7 separate regions of the Homo sapiens genome follow, and all the other regions are linked to region 1. A link is a loop called in an ENCODE intact Hi-C map of the cell type or tissue named here. Cell type or tissue: endothelial cell of umbilical vein. All regions are shown on one strand.

Region 1 (4,000 bases):
ATTGTGGCCCCATTCTATATGGAACTAAAACAGGACAAATATTCTCTGGCTGGAAGTTATATGTCCTGGAGGTTGGCAGGCCATAAGCCATAGTAACCACATTCCATAATATGTGACCTTCTTCTACTGCTTGGCTAGTCTTGAGATGGAAGAATAGTGCTCTGCTGTAGCTCATTGACCAAGGCCCAGGAAACACTATAGAATTTTAGAAATTTTATTTTGGAGGCATGGAGTCGTAGGTTTGGATCCTGCCTTTGATCCTTGGAAATATGAAATACTGGAGAAGTTCATGAGCCACAGCTTCCTATCTATAAAATGGTACACTGAAATCTTCTACATGTATAAAGTGGATATGCTAATGTCTATCTTTGCATTAAAACACATAAACTCAGGAGGATCATTTGAGGAGTTTGAGACTAATCTGGACAACATGACAAGGCCTCATCTCTACAAAAATAAAAATTAAAAAAAATTAGCCAGGCAAGGGGACACATCACCTTGTAGGAACTGAGGAACTGGGGACACACCTTGTAGTGATGTGTCCCTGTAGTCATAGCTACTCAGGCCGCTGAGGCAGGAGGATTGCTTGAACCCACGCGCTCAAGGTTGCAATGAGCCATGATCACAGCACCACTGCACTTCAGCCTGGGTGACAGAGTGAGACCCTGTCTCAAAAAAGAAAAAAAAAAAAAACCCGCAATGTGTACTGCTATGATTTGACTGTGTTCCTAAATAATTTATATATTGAAAACTTGGTTCCCAATGCAGCAGCGTTGAGAGGTAGGACCTTTGGAAGGTGACTGGATCTTAAGGACTCTGCCCTCATAAAGGTTAATCCATTCATGGATTAATGGGTTATAGAAGGAATTAGTTAGTTATGAGGTTGGGTCTGTTATAAAAGCCAGTTTGACCATCTTTCATGAGCCCCCTCATATGTAATGCCCTATGCCACCTGGGGACTCTGCAGAGTCCTCACCAGCAAGAAGGTCCTCACTAGATGTGGGTCCTTGACCTTGGACTTCCCAGCCTCCAGAGCTGTAAGAAACAAATTTCATTTCTTTATAAAATACCCAGTCTCAGGTATTCTGTATGGCAACAGGAAACACACTAAAACATATACCCCTATGTTGGCACAGAGTAGAAGCTCCCGCCACTTGCTAGGAATTAAAAAGTACTGGCTAAGATGTGAGAACTTCCAGTGGGTCTGGAGCCCACAAGTGCAGGAGCTCTCACTGAGCTCAGCAGGGCAGGGGAAAATGTTAGAAAAGAATAGAAGCATCTCTGGGGCTTGGCTAAAGTTGTGTGGCAGCCCCCACCTCCTTCTCCCTATTACATCCTCAAGTGAGATAGGAGGGTTTGGGTACAGAAAGCCAGTAATTCTCCAGGGCTGTGCCTAAGCTGCTGGCACAGAAGTACAGGGCTGAGTCCCCCAGCTCCAAGGAGCTCATGTTCAGTTCAGAATGATAGTCACTGAACTGTTGAGCTGAGAATCGATCAGGGATGCTTCCTTTATCGCTCTGCATCTTTTCATAAAACGAAATGAGGAACTGGGGGTCCTGACCTGGACCCTGCTGGTACCAGTAGACAGTGTCGTGTCTAGGGATAGGATAGCATTTCAGAGTGGCTGTTTCCCTCTTTTCTTTGATCAGATGTCTTGGGGACTGGATGACTCCAGCAGCCACTGAACCTGTGGAGGAAGGAGACAGAAGCTGAAGACTCAGCTCGGGAGAGTTTGACACTTCAGCAACAATTGAACACTGTGGATACAGGGATGTCCCACCTGTACTCAGGACTCACCTGCTCCCAGGAGACAAAGCATGACACGGCAGAGGAGCCTGGTGTTCCAGGCAGAGTCAGGCAGGTCAGGACTAAGCATCTCCCTGCTCAGGTTGCTGGTCTCCTGGGGTGAGAAAGCAGGGCTTTTGCTCCTCCTCACCGTTTTTGGAGGTTTTTACTGTGATGTCACTGTTCTGATGTCATCGTCCTGTAGGCTCCCATAGGCACCCTGTACTCCAGGACTAGCTCAGCTAACTCAGGCTTTCCCCCATCCTGTCCAGCTTCCTGCAGAGCAGGGGAAGCTAGCTGTGCTGAGCGAGAGGGGGCAGGCTTCCGGGCAGACAGCCATCCGCACAGCTTCTGAGATTTTCATCTGAGGCAGATGCTCCTTTATCTCCACCTGGCTTGGGTTATCCAGGCTGCCCTGCTGAAACCCTCATCACACTCCCCATCAAACCTAGGTTGCTAGAGAGGCCACACAAGGCTTCAGTTCATGGCTTCCTGTCATGACAAATACATGTTGCATATCAGTTGATCTGATAAGACTATGATTAACTCTTCCTGTGCCAGCAGTACCTCTGGTTCATCTGGTAATATCCCTGATACAGAGACGAAATCAAGACTGTCTCCCTTAACCCTCTCTCTCTCAGACAGCGCTATCAGTGACCCACTCAGTGGATCCACAGTGCCCCCAAGTGGCCAGTGTGTAGTCACTATGAGGAAGCTCTAAGGACCCTGACTAGGGAGACTGGGTGCTTCCTAAATTAGACCCTCAGGATCTCTCAGGACACAGCACAGCTCTTGCTGATTTCAGGTTTACCTGCCTCAAACTCAAATTTTGCACAGGTTGGTGAGGGAGACATAAAGCAAATGTCTTTTTAAACAAGAAAGAAAAATTTTTCATTTTAATTTAAATTTTAAATTTCATCAAATAATGGTGTAGGAAGGGAGATATCAGCCAGTCATTAAATGCCAGCTGCCATAGGAATGGGGTGAGACCTGGGCAAAGCATTCCCTTTAACCAAAGATAATTCCTGGAGGCAGCTGACAGTGACATGCTATCAGTGAAACAATCATCTAAGCTGGAGAAATAAACACATTAGTCTCATGAAAAGAAACTGCCTACTTATATATCTTTTTTTTTTAATTCTCTAGTCAACTTTTTGTTTTTAGTGAATTGCCTTCTTTATGATTGATGTGTAGGAATTCTTTATAATATGAATCCAGCCCTTTCTCAGATATACATTTATTTTTTCGTAATGTATTTTGAAGAACTTTTTGGGATTTGCATAAAGAACAATTTGCTTTTTTTATGGTTAGAACATTCTTTTGTCCTTAAGAAATCTTTGCCTACCCCATGATCATGAAGAGAGCTTGCTATGTTTTCTTCCAGAAGCTTTCAGTTTCTAGTTTTTCGATTATCTGGGATTTTTTTGTGTCTCTTACTAAATTTTGTTTATGGGAAGGGTCAGCAGTTTTCCTGTAAAGGGTGAAATAATAAATTTTTTAGTTTTGTGCATCATGCAGTATTTGTCTCGACTACTCAATTCTGTCATTGTAGTGCAAAAGCAACCATTGACAATATATACACGAATGACTGTGGCCATGATCCAATAGAACTTCATTTATGTTTACTGAAATTTGAATATCTTAGATTTTTATATGTAACAAAATACTTTTTACTTTTTTTCAATCATTTAAAAGTGTAAAATTTTTGTTAGTTTCTGGGCTGTATGAAAACAGACAAAGGCCAAATTTGGCCCGGAGGCCATAGTTTGCCCACATCTGGTTATGGAGTGAGATAAGGCTAGAGATTCATTATTTTTCCATATTATCCCATTTTTCTAGAACCATTTGCTGAAAAGGCTATTTTATCCTCTTTTTGCTGTTTTTAGTATTTGATCTGGGAATTACATATGCATCTTTGACTTATCAGTTTGCTTGCAAAAATATTCTATTTAACCATAGGATGTCATAAATGTCCTTTTTTAGGTGAAGAAAATTTCTTGTTACTCTTGAGTTTGATAACAGTTTTCTTCAAGAAAGGATATGGAATTTTATCAAATGCTTAAGTTATCTATAGATATGATCATATACTTTTCATATTTTTCATACAGATAAGGTAAATGACATAGTCTGTTTTTTGAATGTCAGACCAACAATGCATTACTGAGATAAACCCTACTTGACCATGTTGTACTATCCCTCTTACATATTGTCAGAT
Region 2 (4,000 bases), 91 kb before region 1:
AATCTCATTAGACTTAGTTTTTACATTTGCTATTATATTGCTAAGATTCACCTATAACCTTGCTCTTCACTATAGTTCATTCATTTTGACTCATATGAATATGTCACAGTTTATTCATTCACTCTTCTCAGTGCATATGTGGCTTGGTGCCATGTTTTTCTACTGTTTGGTGCTGTGAAGAACACTTTTTTATTTATGTCTTCTGATATGTGTATGCAAGAGCTTCTCCTGATGTAAACCTAGGAGTGGAATTGCTGAGTTATGGGATATAGGAATCTTCAACTACGAGATAATGCTGAACTGTTTCCAAATGGTTGATAGTACTTATGCTCCCATCAGTAATTTATAAGTAATCCTATGAATCCATACCCTCGCTAACATTTTATATTTCTAAACTTTTTATATTTTGCTAATCAAGTGGATATAAAACTATGTATCATTGTGTCTTGCTTCATATTATCCTGATCATCAATGAAGTGAAATATCTCTATATGTTTATTAGTCATATATGTTTATTCTATTAAATGTATGGTCATATGTTTTGCTCATTTTCTGTTGGTTCATACAGATTTGTGGTCAATGTAAATGTTTGGTTTCTCCTAGGAAAGGATTTTCACTGTTCCACTTACTGTCTTCTAACTACTGGCAGAACTTTCCAACTCTGTAGACAAGCCATGTTGTCTGAGGTCTTCCTTCTAGGTACCTCTGCCCCCTCTTCCCCTTGACACCTTTCCCAGGAGCCAGCTCACCAGCACCTTCCCTAGCGATACATTCCGTATGGTGTGTACCTAGGCATAGAGGGTGCTCCCCTCCCTTTGTACCGAGTCTTACTCTGTTCATTCATCAACCGAAACACCATGGAGAACATGATGGCGTTCAACATTTACAGGAAATGTGATAGGATTTTATTTTGGTGGCCTGGTCTAAGGAGGACAGAACACAAATTTGGAGTGAATGCTATTCAATGCTGTTGCTATCCTCCCCTAAGGTAACGTATTCATGCATAACTCTCTACTTGGCTGCCTCTTGGTTATCTTTGTCTTGAGAGCCCAGCATGATGACAAGAAAGCCAATCGCTGAAGTTTATTATAGGAAATACACAGTGATTATACAACTGTCTTCATATCTACCTCTAGGATTATGTGTAGATCTATTCAAGAATACATGACTAATGTGGCAGAGTCAGGGCAAAATTCCAGGTTTTATAATTTTCAGGGAACTTTCCATGTCCGCCGACCACTTTAGGCCCAACTCTATTGCCATTTCGTGGGTCTCAAACACTACACCTCCTCCATACTCCACACTCACAGTGCTTCTTTTCTTTTTCTCCCCCTCCCCCCCGCCCCACCCCCTGCACACACACTCCCAGATGTCTCAGTCAGGAAAGCTGTGGTTTTCCATTCTCCACGCTTCCCCTCTCAGCACTCAGGGGGCCCGCTGGGGCGGAGGGCAGCTGCAGGGGTTCTTGCCGCGGTGTCTGATCCCCTCCTGGCGCTGTGTCTCTAGCACTGCAGATGTAGAAGCTGCTGTCTTCAGGATGGGCACTGGTCACTGTCAGAGTGGACAAGGTCAGGCTTGCATGGTTGATGAGAAACTTGTCCTTCTCGACGCCTTGCTCGTATGTGGCCTTGGAGCCCTCATTGGAAGTTGCCATCAGCATGAGACTCTGTTTCGGGAACTGACGATACCAAAACATAGTTGTGGCCTGAAAGTCCAGGGAACGGCACTCGATCTTCACAGAGGTTCCACTCTTACAGATAACCCTGCTCGGATGTTGAGAGACGACAGCACCAAGCCCGGAGCCTGCTGAGACAGAAGCCAGAGAGAGAGGAGAGCCCAGTGGGAGCCGAGTCAGACAGGACGCCAGGCAGAGCTGAGCCTCACTCCCTCCCTGTGCTCCCAGCTCCTGGAGAGTCCTGTTTGTTTTGTGCAATCTTCCCGTCATCTCCCTAGGGCCATAATCCCCCATCTCCTCTGACCGGCGGCTTTCACCTTACCATTTACACCTCTAGAGAGCAGGGCCTCTCCCTCTCCCTTCGATGAGCATAAACAATCCACATTGCAACCCTGCTGGCCACCACTTGACCATGCCAACACACGCACATGCCCACCCAAGCTCCCAGGTAGAAGGAGGCTTATACCTGGCCCCAGAAGCAGCAGAAGCAGCAGCATCTTCCGTGATGGCCTCACACCACCTTCTCTGGGGAGAGTTGTGACCACTGCCTCCATTCACCAGCGAGGAGGGATGACTGATCACAGAATCCCAAGGATGCCCTAGTCTGCCCCCTGGTGGTAATCTTTGCCCATGACTGATGTTACGTCCATCTCTGCCTGTCAAAAAACCATACAGGTCGGGTGAGGTGGCTCACGCCTGTAATTCCAGAACTTTGGGAGTCCGAGGCGGGTGGATCACAAGGTTAGGAGTTCAAGACCAATCTGGCCAACATGGTGAAAACCCATCTCTACTAAAAACACAAAAATTAGCCAGGCGTGGTGGTGGACACCTGTAATCCCAGCTACTCAGGAGGCTGAGGGAGAGAATTGCTTGAACCCAGGAGGCGGAGGTTGCAATGAGCTGAAATCATGCCACTGCACTCCAGCCTGGGTGACAGAGTGAGACCCCATATCAAAAGAAAACAAAAAACCCATACATTGCCTAAAGTGGCCTAAAGACTTCCCAATTCAACTTCCAAATTTATTAAAGATACACTGAGACATAAAGCATTGTAATGACTTAAGTGAGTTTCCTATAAGGAAAGGAGTGTAGGTTTAGGTAATGAATGGCATTGGAGTCTGTTTGCTGCTTCTGTTTCATATCCTCAAAGTAATAACACCAAGACAACTCATGGTTGTTAATCACTAGACCCACAGGTTGGCACTACCATAAATATTGATAAAGCACAGGCCAGTGCCTCGGCTGGAAGTCCAATGTTTCTTCATAATCATGTTGAAGCCACTTCATCATTTTCTAAATGAGATAGTTACCTCATGTGTATCTCATGACAATTTCCCTCATATATAAAGGGACTTAATTCTAAACATTCTAATAATATTTCTCAATTTAGCTTGTATGTTTCCGTGTTAATCACTGTTGAGGTTGTGAGAATAATTAAATTTATTCTATTGTAATGGAGGTCATACTAAGTACTGGACAGTGAAAATAGTTTCTAGGAGGCATAAGAAATTCTTTGATTTGAACAGGCTGGGATACTTGTTTTAATGGATCGATGTTGGAAATATGTAGCAATTACAAGGAGCTGGAAAGTTTTTTTGAAAGCCCTATGTTTTCATTTTTATAACAGCCTCTCAATTGTGCTTTCATTTAATATTTAGTTCTGCTTCTCTGGCATAGGTAGCTAGAAAAGATAAGATTAAGACTTCGCCCATCATATTATGTTTGTGCAATAGTGAAATCGTTTTATAACAAATATAGCTATTGCATTATGTTAATATTGACATATCTATTAAAGGGCATCTGTATGCTCCTGTGGCTGCATTTTTTATTTCCTGGGTATGTTGGGCCTCATTAAAATGAGGCCACTTCATACTGTAACTGTACTTTTTCTGCAAAGAATAAGTAGGGACAGCTTGCTATGGGTGACCTCTGGTCCAATATTATGATATGTCTGGGAGGGAGTGGCTGGAAGACCTTCAGATCAGAAGAAAATCTTCCTATTTATTTTGAGAAACACTAATTGTCAGGTACAGATGGTCTCATGATGGTTCAATGACTTTTCAACTTTACAATGGTGCAAAAGCAATATGCATTTCAGTGTGCTCCTTGACTTATGATGGGGTTATGTACAGATAAGCTGGATATTGTAAGTTGAATTATGATGTTTTCAATTTGTGCTGGATTTATCAGGATATTACCCCACTGCAAGTCAAGGAGCATCTGGATATTCTTGTGGGGTTTTATCACTGTGTCAACTTAGCTAAGCAAGGAATATGTTTCGGACAACTTTTTTCCTAGTATGGTTCCGGGTTAGAGTTGATCATG
Region 3 (4,000 bases), 130 kb before region 1:
AAGAGATTTAGGGCTGAATCCAGGGACATTGTTAAAGACTATTCTTTGCCAAAGTTGGAGCCTTTTCTTTTCCTTAGGCCTCATGCAGATATAGCTAAAATTACATTTATTTAGAGGGATATTAGTGAAAATAATCATTAATCACTTATTTCAAGTGAAAATAAAATTTTATTCTAAGTTCAAAGTCATAGATTGAGGAACTGAAGCCGTCAGGTGCAGGACTGGGGTCAGGAAAGGGCAGGGACTTTGTGTGGCTGTGTATGAAGGAACAAGTTTAACATGAGGAAGAAACCATGAACCAGAGATAAAGACAGCCTGTGTAGAAAGTCAAAGGATCCTTTTCCTGTTTCTTAGCTGACAAAGACTTTCTTCAGCTAGCCATAAGGTAACTGTCAAATATTATCGCATTTATCTTGAAGGATAAAATTTGTGCAAGCTCAATTGAACAACAACAACTAGATGCAAGGAAAAAGTCAGCTAGGATGACTGTGGGGCTGGGTCATTTCTCAGCTTGTTAGAGACTGAGCCAGAGATAGTCTTTAGTCCAGACTGTTACTTAAAGCACACTGGTCCCTCAAGGCTGAGGAGTCTGGGAAGATTTGTAGGGGTTTCTGTAGTTTAAGATGAGGTTTCTGGAGGCAAGATGTCCTCACATTAGAGGCGACCCTTTCTGTGCGGAGTGTCGGTATCCATGTAGCACTGTGTATTCACTGCTGGCACAGAGGTACTGAGAGGTATGTGAGGGCCTGGCAGACTCCAGGGTCAGGGGAAAATGCTCCGTCCTTATTCTGGAGACTGTTGACTCAGAGGAAAGATCTCCCTTCTCTGTGGAATTAACTCCATAGGAATAGTGGATGAGGTGTAGTTCCATTCCTGGATCTTGTTGATACCAGTACATTTTGTCATGGCCCATGGTTTGAGAACATTCCAGAGTGATCTTCTTTCCTGTCCCTATAACAAGGTATCTTGGGGTCTGGTAGATGTCAGCTTCCATGAGGCCTATGGGAAGAGACAAAAATTGGTAACAGAGTTCACGATGGACTTTGATGCTGAGCCAGGCACAAACCCAACACAGAGGAATTATTCCTTCTAGATTTTGGAATGAACTGTGTCTATGACTTACCTGCCCCCAGAAAATAAAAGCCCACGTAGCAGAGGAGCCTGATAGTCATGGCACAGTTGGGGCTAGAGAGGATGTCTCCCAGTAGTGGGGAAGCAGGATGGGCTCTTGATAATGTCATTGTGTGTGTGTGATGACACAGCCCCTGCAAACTTCCTGGGTCCCACAGCCATCCTGTTGAAACAGTTTCATCTATATCCTTTTAACCCATCAAATGAGTAATATTTTTGTTGACTTCCCTCATCCAAAGTAGGCTTGATGCTTTGCTTATCTTAACTCAAGTCTTTAATATTCTTACAAAACATTCCATTGCAACTGTTTTGTAAGCTATGAACATAAAAACTACATAGCTTTGAGTGCCTGTAATAGCAAGATTTTACCTAATTAAAAAGGTTGGGAAAGGAAGTGGCATTTGAGTTGGGTTCTGAAGGATGAACAGGAATGAACTCTGCAAACCCAAGAGAGAAGAACATGCAGAAGAGGGAACCAGTGAACAGCGTGGCTTGATCAGACAAGGAGCAGGAGAACTTGTGAGCATTAAACGGGGCAATCTATTTATATAGACACATGTAAAGAGCTTGGAGCAGTAACTGGAATTCACTGAGTCCTCAGAATGGTGTTATTATTGTGTGATAATAACTTTCTCAGTCTCATTTTTCACTGACTTGGTGTTCAGGCTTTATCAGCTTTATCAACTTAGCCTTTGCCTAGGATGATTTTAGTCCATCTGCCTTTAATTGCACTATCAATCATGACAGAACAGAAAATATAATCCAATACATGCTTTGGTAATACTGCTACAAATGGTTTGGGTGCTGCTGCAGTAAACAATGTCTAAACCAAGTGCCATTCTCCCTCCGCCCTTTCCCCCATTTCTTCTTAACAGAAAAGTCTTTGGTTTTGATTGTGAGATACAAAGATTAATCCCAGAATTTCTCCCAGTGTTGTCCACTTCCTTTGCCCTAGTTCACTAAGATCTACAGTTGGTATTTACTAAAATTTTTGTTCACATGATGCTGACATAGGCTTTGGGTTTTTACTATTATATCTCTACTATTTGAACACCATGTCTTCAAGTCTGTATGTATTTACATGTAACACATGTGGGCCCCTGCTTACTCTTCCTCTGTCATGTGTCACGAAGGAATATAACAGTTTTGATTTACCAAACCCTGAAATACTCTTGTCCTATCAGGGGCTCCTTTAAGACAAAAGTAACCATTAAAATCATTAATGAGATTTGGCCTTAGACTTTACTATGAAATCTGGTCTTAATAGTAAGTGCTGAGAACAGAAAAAATAAATTGAATTTTACTGCCCCCTGCTGAAAAAAAGGTGTTAGAGGTTTGGGGAGATTCTGACAAATGTTAAAGAAACAGGAAAACGGGAGGCTCCCAGTTGTTCTCAGTGTGAGATGACTGAAGGATGAGTGATGAGTTGATGAAAGTCTTCAGCAGTGACTGGATGTAAAATCTATACCTCACAGTAGAAGCAACTAAAGAAAGGAAAGAAAAGAAGTGCTCAACCTGGGCTTGGAAGTAGATATGAGAGAGTCTCAGGTCCTAGTCAAATGAAGGGGTACTCGAAGGCAGAGGTAACTACCCACTCCTTGCTGCCCAGTGCAGGAATAACTCACACATAGCTTGTCTTTTATTGATGAAAACACTTTCCCCAAAGACTACCTTTCTTGTTTAGTTAGGGAAGTCCTCTGGAGAAGGTGCTGGGAATTGCTAAGTGTGAATAATTACAGAGACAGACATTATTATATATAATTTTTGTATATATCTCTACACATTTTTGTTCTAGTAAAACCCCCTTTCTCAATGGAGGTTTCTTGATTTTCAGGATTTTGTAGTCCTTCCAGTGTCCATGAAGTTTGCATAGGGAAGAGATACCAAGAAAGACAAGAGACAAAATGCAATCTTAATATTCAGCCAGGAGGGAAAGATCTGGAACCAGAATGTGGCAATGCTAAATTAAGACTTCATATTATGGCAAAGGACTCACCTGTCTTCAGGCGAGGCAGAAGGGAGAAAGGCTGAGGGTTCTGGTTTCCCAAACAGTGATAAACATCTCCTAGCTCAGGGCTCTGCACCACATGGAAGTAGGATTACCTCTGAGGTTTCATTTCCCATTGCCAAGAATAGCCTGTACCATCACGGTTCCTGTTTTCACAGAATAGAGTTTGATTCCAGAGAATCACGGACACTGACTATAGGGCATGTGTGTTGAGCTTTTATGCAGTGTCTTATGTCAGAATCCCACAGCAAGGGCTTTTTATGAGCTTCAGCACCATGTTCTCAACCCAGTGGTCCCTCGGTATTCATGGGGGATTAGTTTAAATCCACTGATGCTTAAATCTCTTATATAAAATGGCACAGTATTTGCATATAACCTAGGCACATCCTCCTGTATACTTTAAATCAACTCTAGATTACTTATAATAGCTAATACAATGTAAATGCCATGCAAATAGTTGGTATACCTCAGTGTTTTAGATTTTGTATTTTTTTTGTTGTGTTGTTATTTTGTAATTTTTAAAATATATTTTTCATCTGAGGTTGACTAAATCTGCAAATGAGGACCCCATTGATACAGAGTGCCAACTGTGTACTCTACCAGCATTCGGAAGTTCCAAAGGCCCTCAAATACAGCATGCATAATTCATTCCCCTCCTTCCTTCTAACTCTGCTTCTTTGCCTGTAATACTAAAACTAGGACTCCAGGCATAAACTTAACTTATTAAATATTCTAATTAGACTCAAATATATGAGTATATAAATTTGTGTTAACAATTAAAACAACAAATATTTCATATATTTTCATATATTTGCATCCTCCTTTGCATGTCTTCTTTCTCAGAACTCAGATTCCATTAAG
Region 4 (4,000 bases), 330 kb before region 1:
TGCTGCAGCTGCTCTGTGTAGCCAGTCCCACGCCGCTTCCTGAGGAACAAAACGGTGACTGGGGATGACGCTCCCATTTCCACCCCCTTGCTGCCCCCTTGTCACCCTCCAGACTGCTCTTTAGTCGGTCTGTGGAGGGGGGACGACAGCCTGGCCCTCCTGCCCATCTCCACGTGGGGCCCAGGGCAGGGGCTGGCTGACGGGAGGAGCACCAGTGTGAGGTTTCTGCAGGGGGCTCCAGACTTGGCAGGACTTGAGGTTTGGCTGTGGAGTTAATGGTGCTGGGCAGAGTTGGGCAGGGGTGGGGACTCACCGCTGGAAGACGACCGCCAGCACGGTGATGGCTGCCAGCAGGAGGAAGGCCAAAGCCCCCAGGATGGAGCCGATCACCAAGGAGAGTCTTTCTGGAAGCTGGGAAGACAGCTCCCCTGGGGGACCAGCCGACAGGGTCACAGGTGGGCCAGGTCTCTCACAGGTGCTTGTTCATGTGCCCAGGCACCCACACACACCACAGGCACACACAACATGCACGCGCATGCCCCAAACCTCCCACATCCATGCACAGGGACACACAACACACACACACGCCCACAGCCCTCCCACATCCACACACAGGGACACACAACACACACACACATCCCCACAGCCCTCCACATCCACACACAGGGACACACAACACACACACACGCCCACAGCCCTCCCACATCCACACCCAGGGACACACAACACACACACACATCCCCACAGCCCTCCTATATCCACACTCAACATGCATACATACCCCTACAATTCCCCACCTCCCCGAGTAGCCCCTAGGTCAGCTGCTGAGCAAAAGGCACTCTCCTTTCCCACAGAACTTCTGGTTGGGAAGCACGGGGCCAGGGTTCAAGGCCGGACAGTCCCTGGGCCTCTCCTCACTACCCACTTGGGCCTTCACCTGCCCATCTGGCCCTTGACCCCCGCTCACCTTGAGGAAGTGTCTGGAAATAGACTTTGCCCCCGTAGGGGCCGTGGCCGGCAGCAGTCCGGGCCCGCACCTGGAAACCATAGATGTGGCCAGGGCTCAGCTGTGTCACGGTGGCAGTGTTGGTCTCGCTGGTCAGGGTGAAGGAGTGGGATTCGTCTTCTGCCTGGGGGTAACAGCCACTCACTCCCTGCCTGGCCCCCTCTTGCCCCTGCTTCTGCCCCTAAGGCCCCCAGCCACCCTCCCTGGTTGACAGGGCTCTCAGACACATGCCCAGTGCTGCACACTTCTGGGCACCTCTCCTTGCCCATTCAGCCTCTGGCCCCTACTGTGGGGACTGTGAGCTCCTGCCAGCCCTGTTGCGGACCCCTCATTCCTCCTGTGCACCTGGTCACCTCTGGGCCCCACTGTGAGGCCTATGAGCTCCTACCAGCCCTACTGCGGAACCCCCACTCCTCCTGCGCACCTGGTCATAGTAGCGGAGCTGATAGTCCAGGATGTTCCCATTGGTCTGGTCGGGCTGCGGCCAGGACACCGTGATGCTGTTGGATGCCCGGCTCACCTGGTGCACCACAGGGACAGCAGAGGGCACTAGAGTGCAAAAGGAAAATTATTATGGGGATAGGAGTCCCTGGGAGCAGGATCAGCCTTGAGGGGAGGGCGGCAGGGGTGGACCAGGCTGGAGATCAGGAGTAGGGAAGGGGGCTCAAAGGAGCGGAGGCAGGGGATCCTGAAGGCCAAGGAAAAGAGCTCACCTTCATGGCTGGTGCTGACATTGATGGCTGCAGCCTGAGGAGGGTCAGGGCTGAGCTCAGACACCCCATTAACAGCCTGCACCTCTAAGATGTAGGGTACGTGTGCCCGGAGTCCCCCCACTAACACTCGGCTCTCAGTCAGGCCTCTCTGGCGAGGGTCGAAGTGGACCTCATCCCTGCAGCGGTGACAAGTGCCCCCACCACCGCTGGCAGGTTCCTGGCGGCCTTCACACTCCTTGCACACGACATTGAAGAGCAGGTCCCCTCGACCCCCCAGCTCCCGAGGCAGGCGCCAGTGTAGCATGAGTGCTGAGCCTTGCACCTCAAACCAAAGCTCCTGGGGAGCCGATGGAGGACCTGGGGGGCCGGAGGATATGGCAGTCCAAGGGCCAAGAGGGCAGCAGTGGGGGTGATTGAGGAAGGAAGGAGCCAGGGGAGGGTGGGTGGCCGAGAGGGAAGGAGACAGAAGAGCGTGGGGTGGGGGTAGCCCAGAGAGGCAGGATGTGGGCCCAGGGAAGGATGGGTCAGGGAGAGAAGGGGGTGGGGACAGGGAGGGGAGGAAGCCAAGAAAATAGGGGAAAAACAAGTCACTCCAAATGCAAAGAGCCCCCAGTGTTGCCTGCTACCCCCACTTCTGGCCCCTCTCCAAGTCTCTTTCCCATTGCAGGGCTGGGTGAGGAACTCACCAGTGCAGGGGGCCTCTGGTGGGTCGGAACTGGCCCGGTAGAAGCCCTCCAGGCAGGGGCAAACGGGGGCTGCTGGGTTGGGAGCGTGACTGCGGGCAGGGCATGGTGAGCAGGGAGCATTCCCAGCAGAAGCCTTATAGAGCCCCCGTGGGCAGGCTGAGGAGGCAGAGGAGAGTGGGGGCGTCACACTCGCTCTGTCCACCCACCCTGAGCTCCCAACACACAGCAGGCAGGTATCCTCGCAGCCTTCTCTTCCCCAGAGCTGGTTCTCCTTTTCTTCCAAGACTGAACCCCACCCTCTCTTCCCTCAGGCAGAGATTTCTTCTGCCAATTGCTGGGACAGAATTGCATTTCCATGGATGGAGAAAGTGAGGTGCAGTGGGGGTTACAGACAGGCCCAGTGCCAGATGTGGGTGTTCCCAGCTTATTGCATAAGCTCCCTCTGCGGAGGCCTGCTGCTGCAGTCATTCTCCCTAGCTGCCATCCACTGCCTTCCTCTACCTGCGTCCCTGTCACCTGGCCCAGCGAGGCAGGGACCCTCCCAACAGAAGGGCGAATGGGAACCAAAGGACTCTATTCCATAGTAACCCTGGAGCTGGAGCTAAACTCCTTTTGGTCTCCATCGCTTCTCAGGCCTGAAGACTTAGGAGAAGGCAATTGCTGTGAAAGGCTCCAGAAGATTCCAGAAATTTCAGATGAGTGGGTGATAGTAAGTTTGAGTGCTTTAAGAAATAAAATTAGGGAAAATCAGGGTCCTTTCCTAAGATGGCTTATTCCTGACCTTTTGCAGATAAAATGAATTTTGGGGTGTTCAGAGAGGAGCCCAAAGGCTGGGGGTGGGTGGGAGGTGTCGGGCAAGTGCAAGACGAGTGGGCTCTCACCTTGGCAGGCCTTGTCTCCTCGTGCTGGTTGGTATCCAGGCTGGCAGCGGCAGCCCCCGACAGCTACCATCCACTTGCCCTCCCCGTTGCAGTGCAGCCTGGGGGGGCTGCCTCCTGCCTGGCCCCCTACTCCATCCTCCTCTGGCTCTGCATGAGCCACACAGGTGCCCACAGCTGCCACCAGGGAGGCCCCCCCAGCCCCACTGGCCTGCGTCTCTGGAAAGGAAGCAAAGGATCGGAGCACGGCAGGGCAGGTGTAGGAGAAGAGCCTGACAGCGACCAGGGCCAGGCAGGCCCCCGTGTCCTGGAAGGCCACGTAGAAGCCGCGTTGGGTGAGAGGCCCAAAGCTCCGCTCTTTGACGTTCAGTTGCAGTCCAGCCCGCTGCCCAGCCCCGTGGGGTCCCACAGCCCACGCTGCAGAGGAAGAAGAGGAGGAGGAGGAGGAGGAGGAGGAGGGAAAGCTCTCGTCTGCTGCAATTGTGTCCACCTTGGTCCAGCGTTTGAGGTGCCAGGAGGAAACGCTGTCAGGGCTGTCGGGCTCCTCAGCCTGACGGTAGTAAAGGGTGAAGGTCTCCCGGCAGGTGCCGCCGCTCACACCCAGGCTGGAGCATGCCCGCACAGAGAAGTGGAGTCGAATGTGCGCCCTCTGGGCCCCGCGCCGCTCCACAAAGTGTGTCTGCAACCAATTGTCCTGCCCGGTGCCTGGAGGGGCCC
Region 5 (4,000 bases), 97 kb before region 1:
ACCTGGCAATGTAAAGACTGAGTTTTCAAGTCAACATGTCAACTTTACATAACATAACAAAATGCTTTCCAAAGTGATTAAGCCAAATAAGTGATCCCACCAACAGCTCATGAGTGTGTTCAGATGTTCCACATCTAGGACTACACTTGCTATTTAATATACCTTTAATTTTGCCAGTCTAGTATGTTAATATTATCTCATGGTGCAATATAGTTTTTGTTTGCTTCTTTCTGGTTGCTAAGGAGGTTGAATATATTTGATATATTATAGGCCACCAGTGTTGCCTGTAAACTGCCCTTTGTCCATATTTCTTTTTGGTTGATTAGCTATTATTTATTTGTAACAGTTTTTTCTAGACTCTGGATACCCAACCTTTGTCAGCTATGTGTGTTGCTAATATCTTTCCAATTTGTGGTGTATGTCTTTATTCTGTTTGTGCTACTTTTTGTTGGGTTTCTTTAGTAGAATGCATTATTCTTTTATTTGGGGTAAACATGTTTTTTAATTCTTTGTTAAAAAAAATCTTCCATAGCCCAAGTTCATGAAGATATAATCCTTATTATTTACCAAAACTCCTAACATTTTGAATTTTGCATTTAAGCATTTAATTCACTTGTGATTTATTTTGACATATATTGTGAAGTAAGGTTTAAATTCATCTTTCCTTGTATGGATAACCACCTGTTCCAGAATAACTTGTATATTACATCATTCCTCCGTATATCTTCAATAACACCTCTATTATATATGAAATTCCTGTATATTCATGGGCCTATTTTTCATTTTCTGTTTTCCATTTGCCTATTTAATCACGCTTCTTTCATTATCCTAAATGATAACATAATTTGATAATTGGTAGAGCAATTCACATCACTTTTTGTACTTCTTAAATATTGCTTATTTTTGTTCTTTTTCACTTAGTTGTAGATTATTTGACAAATTTCATAAAGTAAATCTTTTGTAGTTTGATTACTGTGGTATTGAATATATAGATAATACTGCAGAAATTGAAACAACCTTACTATTGGATTCACTTTTTCATGATCATGTTGTATATCTTTACTTATTTCAAACTTTTTTTTTTTGAGACGGAGTTTCTTTCTGTCGCCCAGCCGCCTGGAGTGCAATGGTGCAATCTCAGCTCACTGCAACCTCCGCCTCCCGGGTTCCAGCAATTCTCCTGCCTTAGGCTTCTGAGTAGCTGGGATTACAGGCACCCACCACCATGTCCAGCTAATTTTTTGTGTTTTTAGCAGAGACAGGGTTTCACCATGTTGGCCAGGCTGGTCTTGAACTCCTGACCTCAGGTGATCCAGCCACCTCGGCCTCCCAAAGTGCTGGGATTACAGGTGTGAGCCACCGCGCCCGGCTTATTTCAAACTTTTAAAATAATTCCCTTAAATGTATTTATTTAGAGACAGAGGCTAGCTCTGTCGCCCAGGCTGGAGTGCAGTGGCATGATCTCGGTTCACTGCAAGCTCCGCCTTCTGGGTTCAAGCCATTCTCCTGCCTCAGCTTCCGGACTAGCTGGGACTACAGGCGTGCACCACCATGCCTGGCTAATTTTTTTGTACGTTTAGTAGAGATGGGTTTCACCCTATTGGCCAGGCTGGTCTTGAACTCCTGACCTCATGATCTGCCCGCCTCGGCCTCCCAAAGTGCTGAGATTACAAGCGTGAGCCACTGAGCGCGGCCCTGATTCCCCTAAAATTTTAATAGTTTTCTGCATGATAGTCTTGCTAATCTAATAGATTTGTTCTTAGGTGTTTATTTTCTATTTTATATCATTATTTGTAAATTGTCTCTCGTTAAAAAACATAACTGCTTGTAGTATGTGAAAATAAAATAATGTTTTATATTTATGTTAAATTCAGTAAACTTACTACATTTTGTTATTGATAATGCATTGCTTCTTTAGACCCTTTTGAATCTCTATAAATAAACTTGTCGTGCGCCAATACTTATTTTTCTTTCCTTTCTCATTTTCAACTTTTTCCCCTTGTTTCACTGGTTGCAAATTCAGCACAATGTTGAATAGAAATCACGGTATTATTCATTTATATATTTATCAACTGTGTAGAAATCACACAACTACAGGTGCCAGATATGGGTAAACGCTAAGGGTTATTACAAAATGTTAAGATTAGATCCTGCCATTTTAAAGACCAATTGGCCTCCCAGGATATCTGCAATTTTTTTGGTCAGTCAGTACCTAAACATCTCATCTGAAATATCCGGTGAAGCTGTGAGTCCCCACTTGATGAGCGGCAGATATTTTATAGAAAGATCCACATCACCCTCTAGTGGTCAAAGGAGCGAATTCATCCAATGCCCGCGGAGCTCTGCCTCGGCCTGCCTGAGTCGGGAGTGGCCCGCCCGGCAGCGAGGCAGCAAAAAGGCATTCCAGGTATCAGAGCGAAATTAAGAAAAAAGCAGCACTTGATGTGCTACCTGCCACATACTCCACAGCATTGTTACTAGCAATTACTTACACAATTATTCAGCCATTAGTCTAATGCCGATGGTGGTTTATCAGTGCATTTTGCCTCCCTCAACCTTTTATAGTCCCCCAAGGCAGGTGTGCTCCCTAAACCGCTATCCTATGCTCTCTGATCTTTTCATTGTAAACTGTATATCAAGGGATTGGAGGCACTTTCATTCTTCCAGTGATGCTAAATGTCCCAAAGGTGTGCTTCTTATCCAGATCCATTTTCTGAGTCCATGACTTGTACATCCAACTGCTCTCTGCATATTCCTGGTTAGATTACTGTCCCTAAGGCACTCCCAATCTCAAAGTAAATCTTGATCTTCTTCCCACTTGGTCCTTCTTATTTGTCTGTGTGTAGCAGTCTCTCTTAATCACCACCCACCACCCCCTGCATATTGCTGCTCATGTCTAATCAATTGCCAAGTCCTTTGATTTACTTCCTTTTAAATGTCTCATTTTCCCCATATTTCTAACACCATCATCATTATCTGAGCTAAACTACTGCTTGCCTGAGCTAAGTTTTTCCTCCGCATCAACTCTGTTCACACTGCTGGAGGGTGGCAGCATAAGCCTCCCAACCCTCTGCCCAAAATATGCCACTTTGGCATAAGGAATATTTTGAGCTAGAGGCATTAAAGACAATAGCAAGTATAAGAGGAGTACTCTGACCCTTCCCCTTTTCTTCTTGAAAAATGGAATAAGCTTCCCATATAAAAGATGTCTTATCTATACCAGGAAAAAAGAATATTCTTAACATCCAAGATAGAATGGGATGATGTTGAGGCCAAGGAATCTGTAACAAAAAAAGCTTGTTAAACTAATCCTCACCTTCCTAGTCACTTTGCCATTCAACCAGCAACCCTAGCCTAAGCCCCTTTACTTTTTCACCTTTCCACAATGTATGACCCTTTGCCCAATTCAATATATGAATGTTCAACTCTAACTGCACATTCAGTTCTTCCTTTAATTATGGGGGCTTTCATGTGATGTAAAACTTGTATTAAATACATGTGTATGCTTTCCTTCCTGTTAATCTTCCATTCTCAGGACCAGCCGAAAAACTGCAAGAGGGTAGAGGTAACATTTTGCCTTCCCTGCATGGTCCATTATTTCTTCACTTTGTGACCAGGGTGATTAAATACACAGATACACACACAGCCACGAATCTGATTACTAAAGAAGTCAAATGTTGAAAACCTCAGTGTCTCCTATTAAGCTTTATGTTGGATTCTGTATCATTTACCTTGACCAGTAAGGTTCTGAGTGGTCTGGTGCCTTCCTGCCTTCTTCAATTTTGCCCTGTACTCAACCACCTCCTCCCCCTGCTCCTGTCACTCTGCTGACTTCTTTCCTGTCATTAAACACACTAATTTCTTTCCTGATTAAAACATTTTGCACTGGTTCTTTAATCTTTCTTAAATGCCCTTGAATTCATTATCCCTCGTCCCACTTAATTAACTCTAGCTCATCTTGATGTAAGGTATTTAGGAATAATATTTAAAATTTCTTCCT
Region 6 (4,000 bases), 53 kb before region 1:
GAAAGGCACCAGTTAGGGTTCTGCAGCTGAAATTTTGAAGAAAAACTCATGTCCAATATGTGGCTATGCTTTAAAAATCTATTTCTCTTTGTTCTTGTCATACTAAAGGAGTTCATCGACAAGTTTCAAGCAAGATATGAGTTTGCGATGCCTGTGACAGAAACAATATACCTATTCATATTACATGTCCACATAGAAAGAGAGAGTACTGATTATCTAAAAATTGGATCTTGATCATTAGAAAAGGAAAATGGGTTTTAAATTGTTTGAAAAAATTAAAATCCAAGCCCACTTGTAATATTTTCTCACTATCCATTTGCCTAATCAGGATTAGGATGAGTTCAATAATAATTTGAGGTGCTAAATAACAATCAGACTGGGAAAATGAAACTTATTATTAGAGTGAATTTCAGGACTGTTTGCAAAAACATGGCTGAAACATGAGCAGAATATTGGAATCCAGATATTAAAAGAAGGCAGTTGAACCAGGTAGAATGTATTATACCATTAGGTCTCATTAAAAATTACATATTCCAGGCCAGGCATGGTGTCTTATGCCTATAATCCCAGCATTTTGGGAGGCCAAGGCAGGAAGATCACTTGAGCCAAGAAGTTTAGGACCAGCCTGGGCAACATAGTGAGACCTGTCCCTACAAAAAATGCAAAAATTAGCTGGGTGTGGTCATGCACACCTATAGTCCCATCTACTAGGGAGCCTGAGGCAGGAGGACTGCTTGAGCCCAGGAAGTCGAGGCTGTAGTGAGCCGTGATCACACTGCCATGGCACTCCAGCCGGGGTGACAGAATGAAACCCTGTCTCAAAAAGAAAAAAAGGCCGGGCACAGTAGCTCACACCTGTAAACCCAGCACTTTGGGAGGCTGAGGCAGGCAGATCACTTGAGGTCAGGAGTTCAAGACCAGCCTGGCCAACATGGTGAAATCCCGTCTCTACTAAAAATACAACAAATAGCCAGGCATGGTGGCAGGCACCTGTAATCCCAGCTACTTGGTAGGCTGAGGCAGGAGAATCGCTTAAACCCAGGAGGCAGAAGTTGCAGTGAGCTGAGATTTTGCCACTGCACTCCAGCCTGGGCGACAGAGCAAGACTTCGTCTCAAAAAAAGAAAAAGAAAAAAGAAAAAAAATAGGAATACATATTCCTATTGCAGCAACTGGAAGTGATCTTAAAAAATGTTCTGTATCGGCTGACAGATATCTATTTATAGTGCTAACTATATTTTTTACATTAAAAACTCAGACCCTATGTGAACAGAAAATTAGCATTAACCTCTGATAATGGACTTAGCTATTCCACTCTAAAATGAGATTGTTTTAAAGTGGTTGGAAATTTATAAATGCTAGACAAAAGCAACCTAAACTCATCACCACCATTACCAACGTCACCACTACCACCATTGCTAGCATCATCATTGAGCATCCTAAAAGCCAGTAGTAAATGCATTTTTATTCACTATTTTTATTTTCATCAGAAAGACTTGTTTCTCTTACTATAAGAAGGGATATAAAGATGTGGCCTCACAGTCAGAGTCACAAACCTTTCAGAGCAGCAAGATAGGCAAGAAGTCTGCTTTATAACCAGGGCAACATACACTTTAAAAAATAAAAATAAATATGAGAAACACATAGTTTGAGTTCTGTTTAAAAAACTTCAGAGATCCCCCAAACCACAAGTATTTTCACCCAAATCTTCTTGGAATACTCTTGTATTTCATGAGTTAATTCTGGTTCTTTATCTCCCCTCCCTTGGGGGAGAAGGCACAGGGAAAGCCTTCCTTTTGGGCAGCTGTGAGTTGAGAGGAGAAGGCTATGGTTTTGCACAGCAAGGGCACGACTGTGAAGCACTGTGTCTTGGCTGCTGGCACAGAAATAAACTCCAGAATCCTCCAGTTCTGCAGGCTGCACCTTCAGAGTAGAATACGTCCCTCCAGTCCTTTCAGCTAAGAATCGATTGTTGGGCATACCGGACTCATCCTGTTTAGACTCTTTCACAAAATGTAACAGAAATTTTATTTCTTTTCCCATAACACGTCGATACCAATAAAGATTATCATGTCCAGAAATTGGGTCACATCTCAGAGTCACAGTCTGGCCCTTCTCTATTACGCTGTGGCTGGGGAACTGAGTAACTCCAGCTTCTATGTGCTCTGTGGGAAGAGACAAAAACAGAATACATGACATGAATAGACTGGGATAGGGTACAGCACAGATATTTAAGTACCTGAAGACTCACTTGCTCCCAGGAGACAAAGGGACACTAAACTGAGAAGCCTGGAAACCATGGCAGGACCCAGGTAAATCACATTTCCAGATGAAGGAGCTTACAAGCATGAGAAAAAGGAAAGCAAATCTGTCTCTTGGCCCTGTAAGATGTGGCCTCCAGTGACATCAGCATATTAGCCAATGTCCACAGTCTCAGGAGCTCCCTCTACGGACATGAAACATAGAAGACCTAGCCAGGGTTCTCTGAAGAAGATTGCCTCTAGAGGGGGCAATGGAGAAAAACTGACATCAATTAAAATCAACCTGTTTATGCATTTGACTAGGTGTTAACCTTATATATACCACTCGTAGCTCCTGAGTCTGATGTCTGGATCCTACCTCATCCCATCTGGCCCTGTCTTCCCTCATGTATCACATCCCCATAGACTGTGGGGCATTTTAATCTACGGTAGCTATTGTTGCTATTGCTAATGATCAATACTTACCTCCAAATTCTCTTTTCCCATTATCTCTCTAATGCACTCCAATCAACATTTTCCCCCCACCACTCTCAAACAGCATGCTCTAAACATGAAAGATTATCCTCAACTTTACTCCACCAACAGCCTTCCAGCTGAAAACCTTAGAGTGGTTCCCAAATCCTCTTTTTCTATCCCACCCTATAGCCAATCCATTAGGAAATTCAACTGGCTCTATCATGAAAATACACTCAGAATCCATCCATTTTTTCATCACCTTCTTTGCTAACCCTCAGGACAAGGCCACCATCATCTTTTTCCTGGATTACTGCAATAGATTCCTAACTGATCTCCCTGCTTTCACCTACTTCTGAACTAGCTCTCAAACTCAGCCCTCTAGAACATGCTAGATCATGTCACTCATCTCCAAATCATCTACTAGCTCCCAGTTTTATTTGGAATAAGAAAACAAAACAACAAAGCACTTAAGGCCATCAAGGTCTTAAATGATCCATCCTGCCCCATTACCGCTTGGAAATAAAGCCTACCACTCCCTTCCTTAATTTTTCAGTCATATGGGCCTCCTCATTGGTCCTAAAATATTTTTTTAGGGTATTTGTACTGGCTCCTCCCTCTGCCTGGAATTCTTTTCCCCCAGATACCTACATGTCTCTTTCCTTCATCTCCTTGAAATCTTTGCTCAAAGGTCACTTCCTCATTGGGCCCTACTCTGAACAATGTATTGTCATTTCAACGCTCCTTACTCTGACAGTCCTGGTCTCCCTCACCTTAGTCTGCCTTTTCTTTTCTGCATTGCAGGTATCACCTGCTAATACACTATATGCCTTACTTATTTGTTTATCTCTGTCTCTCCCTCCCCGCAAAAATGTAAACATCAAGTAGACATGAGTCTTTGTCTTTTTCTTTTTAGTATGTGCACTGAGAACATAAAACAATGCCTTAAATTCTTTCAAGAGGAGGTACTGCTGGAATAAAATCTTGAAAGGAGACTAGACTTTTCCAATGAACTATGGAAGGCACACCCCAGACAGGGGGACATTGAAGTCTCAAAATTATTTTCTTTCATTATAGTTTGAGATGGGTGTCAGATAAAAACATGACAGCAAGGTTTGCAGAAAATATTATAAGAACATGAGTTTCTTGGCCTAGTCTCAGGTTAACTGGACATATTGGAGTGTGTTAATTTTGAGTGGCTGCTATAAAAATTACCACAAAGTTGCTGGTTTACAATGACAGAGATTTATTCTCACAGTTCTGGAAAAGTCCAAAATCAGTATCAAT
Region 7 (4,000 bases), 97 kb after region 1:
CTCCTCTTCCTCTCACTGGTGACTCTGTGCTCCTAGTTCTTCAAATGCCTTTAAATGAGTTAGAAGTTAGCATCTGAGTTACCCAGGAAGAGCAAGCATGTCAACCGCGTTGTTAAAGATACAGGAGCTGAATCAGTGTCCCGGAAGCTCATTAGATTTCAAAGCTCTTCTTTGCAGTGAAGGGTCTCTCCGAGTTTATTGATCCTTGAACTCTATTGAGTTTGCAAAGCCCAGAGCACAGAATCTCTCACATTCTCTATCCACACAATAAATCAGAAACAAGATTGTCTTTCTCACAAAGATTTGGAAATTAAATGTTCCAGAGTTGATTTACATCTTATTCTTACCTCTAGCAAAGCTCAGCATTTCTTAATCTTTACACCTGGTCTTTTTCTTATAAAAGAATCTTACATCTCACTAACTGACTTCCTCTCGGGGTGTAGAGTATAGAGAACTGAGAGAACCTCTGCTCTATGAATTGGTCAACTAGGTTATTTGCTAACAAAGAAGAAGGAGCAGTTTAAGGCCACATTTTCGCTGTTGGCACAGAGGCATACAGCTGAGTCCCCTGCGCCCCAGGGGACTTGCCCATCCTAAGGAGCAAATAGTTTACAGATGAGCTTGTGTGACCTGAGGTGTCTGTTTCCTTGTGGGTTCCATCCCTTTGTTGTGTGTGTTAGATCCAGAATGTAAAACGGTAGTCATCAATCAGTTTTTAAGGTGACCAACACGTTTTCCTCCCTATTACCAGGTGCCTAGGTTTGGTAGTCAGAACAATGCCCCTTCAACCATGCCCAGGCCTAATCCCTGGAATGTGTTAAATTACCTGATAAAGGGGAATTAATGTTCCAAGTGAAGTGAGCTTGCCAATCAGCTGACCTTAATATAGGGGCCCAATGTAATCACAATGGTCCTAAAATGTGGAAGAGGGAGGATGAAAAGTGAGCATCAGAGTATGCAGAGTGAGCAAAGTCTCAGCCAGTCCTTGCTGGCTTTGAAGATTGAATGGGGCCATGAGCCAAGGAGCACTGGTGGCCTCTAGAAGCTGAAAAGGAGAGAAAAACAGTTCTTCCCTAGAGCCTCAGGAAGGAATGCAGCCCTGCCAACGCTTGGATTTTAGCCCAGTAACATCCATTTTGGACTTCTGACCTCCAGAACTGTAAGGTAATACTTGTGTGGTTGTAAGCCACCAAGTTAGTGGTAATTCGTTACAGCAGCAATAGAAATTGAATACCTTATAGTAGCCATGGGACTCATGAGAGAGAGAGGCAGAAGCCGGATACAAAATACTGGTAGAGTCAGATGCACGATCACGTGGAAAAACGAAATCAACCCAGGCAAAACAAACAAAACTTTTATATGCCCAGACCCCACCTTCTTCCAGGGACACAGAGGCATCTGGAGTAATAGAGTTAGAACTAGACTGCGGCATTTTCCCGCCCTGAGCAAAGGTTCTTGGGGGAGAAAATTCTGTCCTACTCCACCCTAAGCCTTGCTAATAAGTGTATATGCTGCTGGTACATCATTGTGATTGAAGCTGCCTGAGGACAGGCTCCCCCTGACATGGTCCAGGGTAGCGCCTCCATTTCTACCTGTTCTTCCCTCTACGTTCGACGGAACAGGTAGGGCTAGCCTCGGCCGGCTTGGGGCCAGGCTCTACAAGGCTCCTGTGACACAAACACTGCTTTTCTGCTTTCCCCAGCCCAGAACACGGCGCCGCACCACCCCAGCTCCTTGTGCCTCCACGTCTTCAGTGAGCTCAGACCTACATCCACTTGCAAGCCCATCTGCCACTCAGAGCCCTATTCAAATCTCAATTTACAGCAAAACCCATCTCCGCATCAAGAGGCAAAAGGGTTGGTCTCTAATCCCTTTATTTTCAGCCTTCATTGCAGGTACCTCCAACCCAGCTCCCTGACTCTAGGTCCAACTCCAGGGTTTTCATTAAGGATCCTCCAGGGAGCAATCCCAGCCCCTCCCCCATAGACTTTGGATGACAGTGAAGCCACAGTGCCTCCTGGTGGCCAGTAGGCAGGAACAGCACAAATGTGCTCTTTGTCAAGACCAAGGACTTGCACTTCCCTTTATTGAGCCATGGGGAAACGAGATACCATAATTTGTGGTGTTGGAGGGTCATAAAACAACATTATGACCTAAGATGGAACCACCTGAGAGATGGACATTACAGTCTGACAGATGGAGACATAATATCAGTTTTAATATCCATAAACAACCCGGCTCAGATGGGAGGGCAAAAAGACCGACCAACACTGTCTTGAATCAGAATTTAATCCATTCTCTCTCCCCTCCAAATTACAGGCCATCCCTATAAGGAAAAGAAAGTTTCCCACTGATCTTAGTGCATTTAAAAAAGCACCAAAAGAATCTGCTTTTATTCCCAGTAGCCAGGATGAAAGGGAGAGGATGAAGAGAGAGGAACCTCAGATGAAGAGGAGACTAAATAAAATAACTTATTTCCCTTCCCATAGGGAAGATTTGGCAAGCAATAGAAAGAATAAAACTGGAGCATTGCTTTAGGCAAGTTCCCTCAAATGGAAAATGTGGAGCAAAGTGTTTTCCCAGAAGCCTGGGCTTAAGTAGGAAAAGATGATAGTCACACATCTGTGACTCCCTCTAGTTCTGACCCCTGGCCCTCAGGTGTACTCAAAAAACATGGCACAAATGGATCACAACAATGCAGAAATGAAGTGTAAACCACAAATAAAATTAAAAGGCCCCCAATAATCTGAATGGACTTCCTACCCAGCCAGGGCTCTTTTAAAATTTAACCTGAGAGACAACCAATTGTCAACCAGAAAAATTTTAAATCTACCTTTAAGCTGGAACCTCTCCCCACTCCTGCCTCCAGGTGTCTGCCTTTCTGGCCAAAAACAATGTATCTCTTAATTGTGTTTGATTGAAGTCTCAAGTCTCATGTCTCCCTAAAATGTAGAAAACCAAGCTGCACCCTGACCACCTTGGGCACTGATCTCAGTACCTCCAGAAGGCTGTTTCACAGGCCATGGTCACTCATATTTGGCTCAGAATAAATGTCTTTAAATATTTTACATAGTTGGACTGTTCATCAACAGAAACTAATTCCATGTTCACTTTGTGCTCTCTGATCAAGTCTAAATATTCACTCTCTGTTCTCATCTTGTCTCATGATCCAGTGAAGCATCAAAGATTATGTAATAAATAACATAAAAATACTCAAATGATAAAACCTCAAAACCAAGTAAGGGTCCCAATTTGATTATAAATCCACTTCAAGTTTTTAAAAAGTTCTTTCCTTAAAATTAAAGTTTCTGTATAACATCTCTACGCTGTTTAAGTCAAATATCAAACAAATCAGACTAAGAATCTGACGTTAAAATTCAAAGAAAATTAAAACTTCAGATAAAATGTTTTGACCTTAATCTGTATAATTACAGAAGAGGGAACTCAGATTAATGCTTTTGTTATTATTTATGTACTTGAGTAAAATAACCACACTAACAAACTGCAACTAATTCATATCCTAAAGATACGATGAGGAATAACTGGGCCAGAATCTTGGAGAAGGCAGGGGCCTCGGGAGTGAGCACAGCAGTCACTGCCCTTATGGGCATTTGCTGATCCCAGCCCAGCACTAAGGAAGCTGACTCACAGTCCAGAGGGGTAAAGGCAAAGACCATAACTTACTTAATGTGACCATTGAGGGACTTGAATAGAATCAATGCACTAGAAGGAAGCCTGTCCTCCAGGGTCTCCAGGACACCTCAAGCCTTTAATTCTGTTCCAGGGAGTCCTGGATTGTTTATGCATCCATGCACTTTACAAAGCACAATAAAATTATCTCTGGAGAAAGATATATCCATCCTAGACCAGAAATTATTTCTACAGCCATAGTGTCTGGCATGATGTCAAAAATAATCAGGTTTAAAAGGAAAAATACAAACAAATGACTGAGAAGCAGCACACATACAAAAATGTCCACAAAGACCACAGAGGTGAAAAT

The links. Hi-C counts contacts between places; a loop is a spot of excess contacts. Peaks named below come from ENCODE experiments on the same cell type or tissue, not always from the same donor. Only the 100,000 strongest peaks of a DNase experiment are listed, where the experiment ranks them.
Region 2: a loop joins it to region 1, with 5 times the contacts of the local background. A loop is called at or near these places in 12 of 110 quality-filtered maps.
Region 3: it touches region 1 in a loop (6-fold over the local background); 3 of 110 quality-filtered maps call a loop at or near these places.
Region 4: it touches region 1 in a loop (9-fold over the local background); 5 of 110 quality-filtered maps call a loop at or near these places.
Region 5: it touches region 1 in a loop (7-fold over the local background); 12 of 110 quality-filtered maps call a loop at or near these places.
Region 6: a loop joins it to region 1, with 6 times the contacts of the local background. A loop is called at or near these places in 22 of 110 quality-filtered maps.
Region 7: it touches region 1 in a loop (5-fold over the local background); 2 of 110 quality-filtered maps call a loop at or near these places.

The regions. Positions count from the first base shown.
Region 1 is chr7:142,533,685-142,537,684 of GRCh38, reverse strand. It overlaps TRB and TRBV13. Among named protein-coding and RNA genes, the nearest start is that of MIR11400, 61 kb to the right of the region's middle. In endothelial cell of umbilical vein, a CTCF peak has its summit at 2,480 (motif pointing left); a DNase peak (open chromatin) is centred at 2,414; H3K27ac peaks cover 909 bases.
Region 2 is chr7:142,624,899-142,628,898 of GRCh38, reverse strand. It overlaps TRB and TRBV20-1. Among named protein-coding and RNA genes, the nearest start is that of PRSS1, 120 kb to the left of the region's middle. In endothelial cell of umbilical vein, CTCF peaks have their summits at 2,094 and 2,294 (motif pointing left); a DNase peak (open chromatin) is centred at 2,288.
Region 3 is chr7:142,667,949-142,671,948 of GRCh38, reverse strand. It overlaps TRB and TRBV25-1. Among named protein-coding and RNA genes, the nearest start is that of PRSS1, 80 kb to the left of the region's middle. RefSeq lists a silencer at 165-365. In endothelial cell of umbilical vein, a CTCF peak has its summit at 2,477 (motif pointing left); a DNase peak (open chromatin) is centred at 2,438.
Region 4 is chr7:142,864,036-142,868,035 of GRCh38, reverse strand. EPHB6 (EPH receptor B6) reads right to left here. Exons shown (of 20, transcript NM_004445.6): 7 at 3,287-4,000; 8 at 2,406-2,561; 9 at 1,720-2,076; 10 at 1,431-1,555; 11 at 968-1,130; 12 at 314-428; 13 at 1-39. Among named protein-coding and RNA genes, the nearest start is that of EPHB6, 11 kb to the right of the region's middle. RefSeq lists enhancers at 1-802, 1,077-1,610. In endothelial cell of umbilical vein, CTCF peaks have their summits at 1,343 and 1,551 (motif pointing right); no DNase peak of the experiment used is centred here.
Region 5 is chr7:142,631,002-142,635,001 of GRCh38, reverse strand. It overlaps TRB. Among named protein-coding and RNA genes, the nearest start is that of PRSS1, 120 kb to the left of the region's middle. RefSeq lists an enhancer at 2,155-2,449. In endothelial cell of umbilical vein, a CTCF peak has its summit at 2,313 (motif pointing left); a DNase peak (open chromatin) is centred at 2,281.
Region 6 is chr7:142,586,226-142,590,225 of GRCh38, reverse strand. It overlaps TRB and TRBV14. Among named protein-coding and RNA genes, the nearest start is that of MIR11400, 110 kb to the right of the region's middle. In endothelial cell of umbilical vein, a CTCF peak has its summit at 2,445; a DNase peak (open chromatin) is centred at 2,455.
Region 7 is chr7:142,436,460-142,440,459 of GRCh38, reverse strand. It overlaps TRB. Among named protein-coding and RNA genes, the nearest start is that of MIR11400, 36 kb to the left of the region's middle. RefSeq lists an enhancer at 1-315. In endothelial cell of umbilical vein, a CTCF peak has its summit at 2,015 (motif pointing left); no DNase peak of the experiment used is centred here.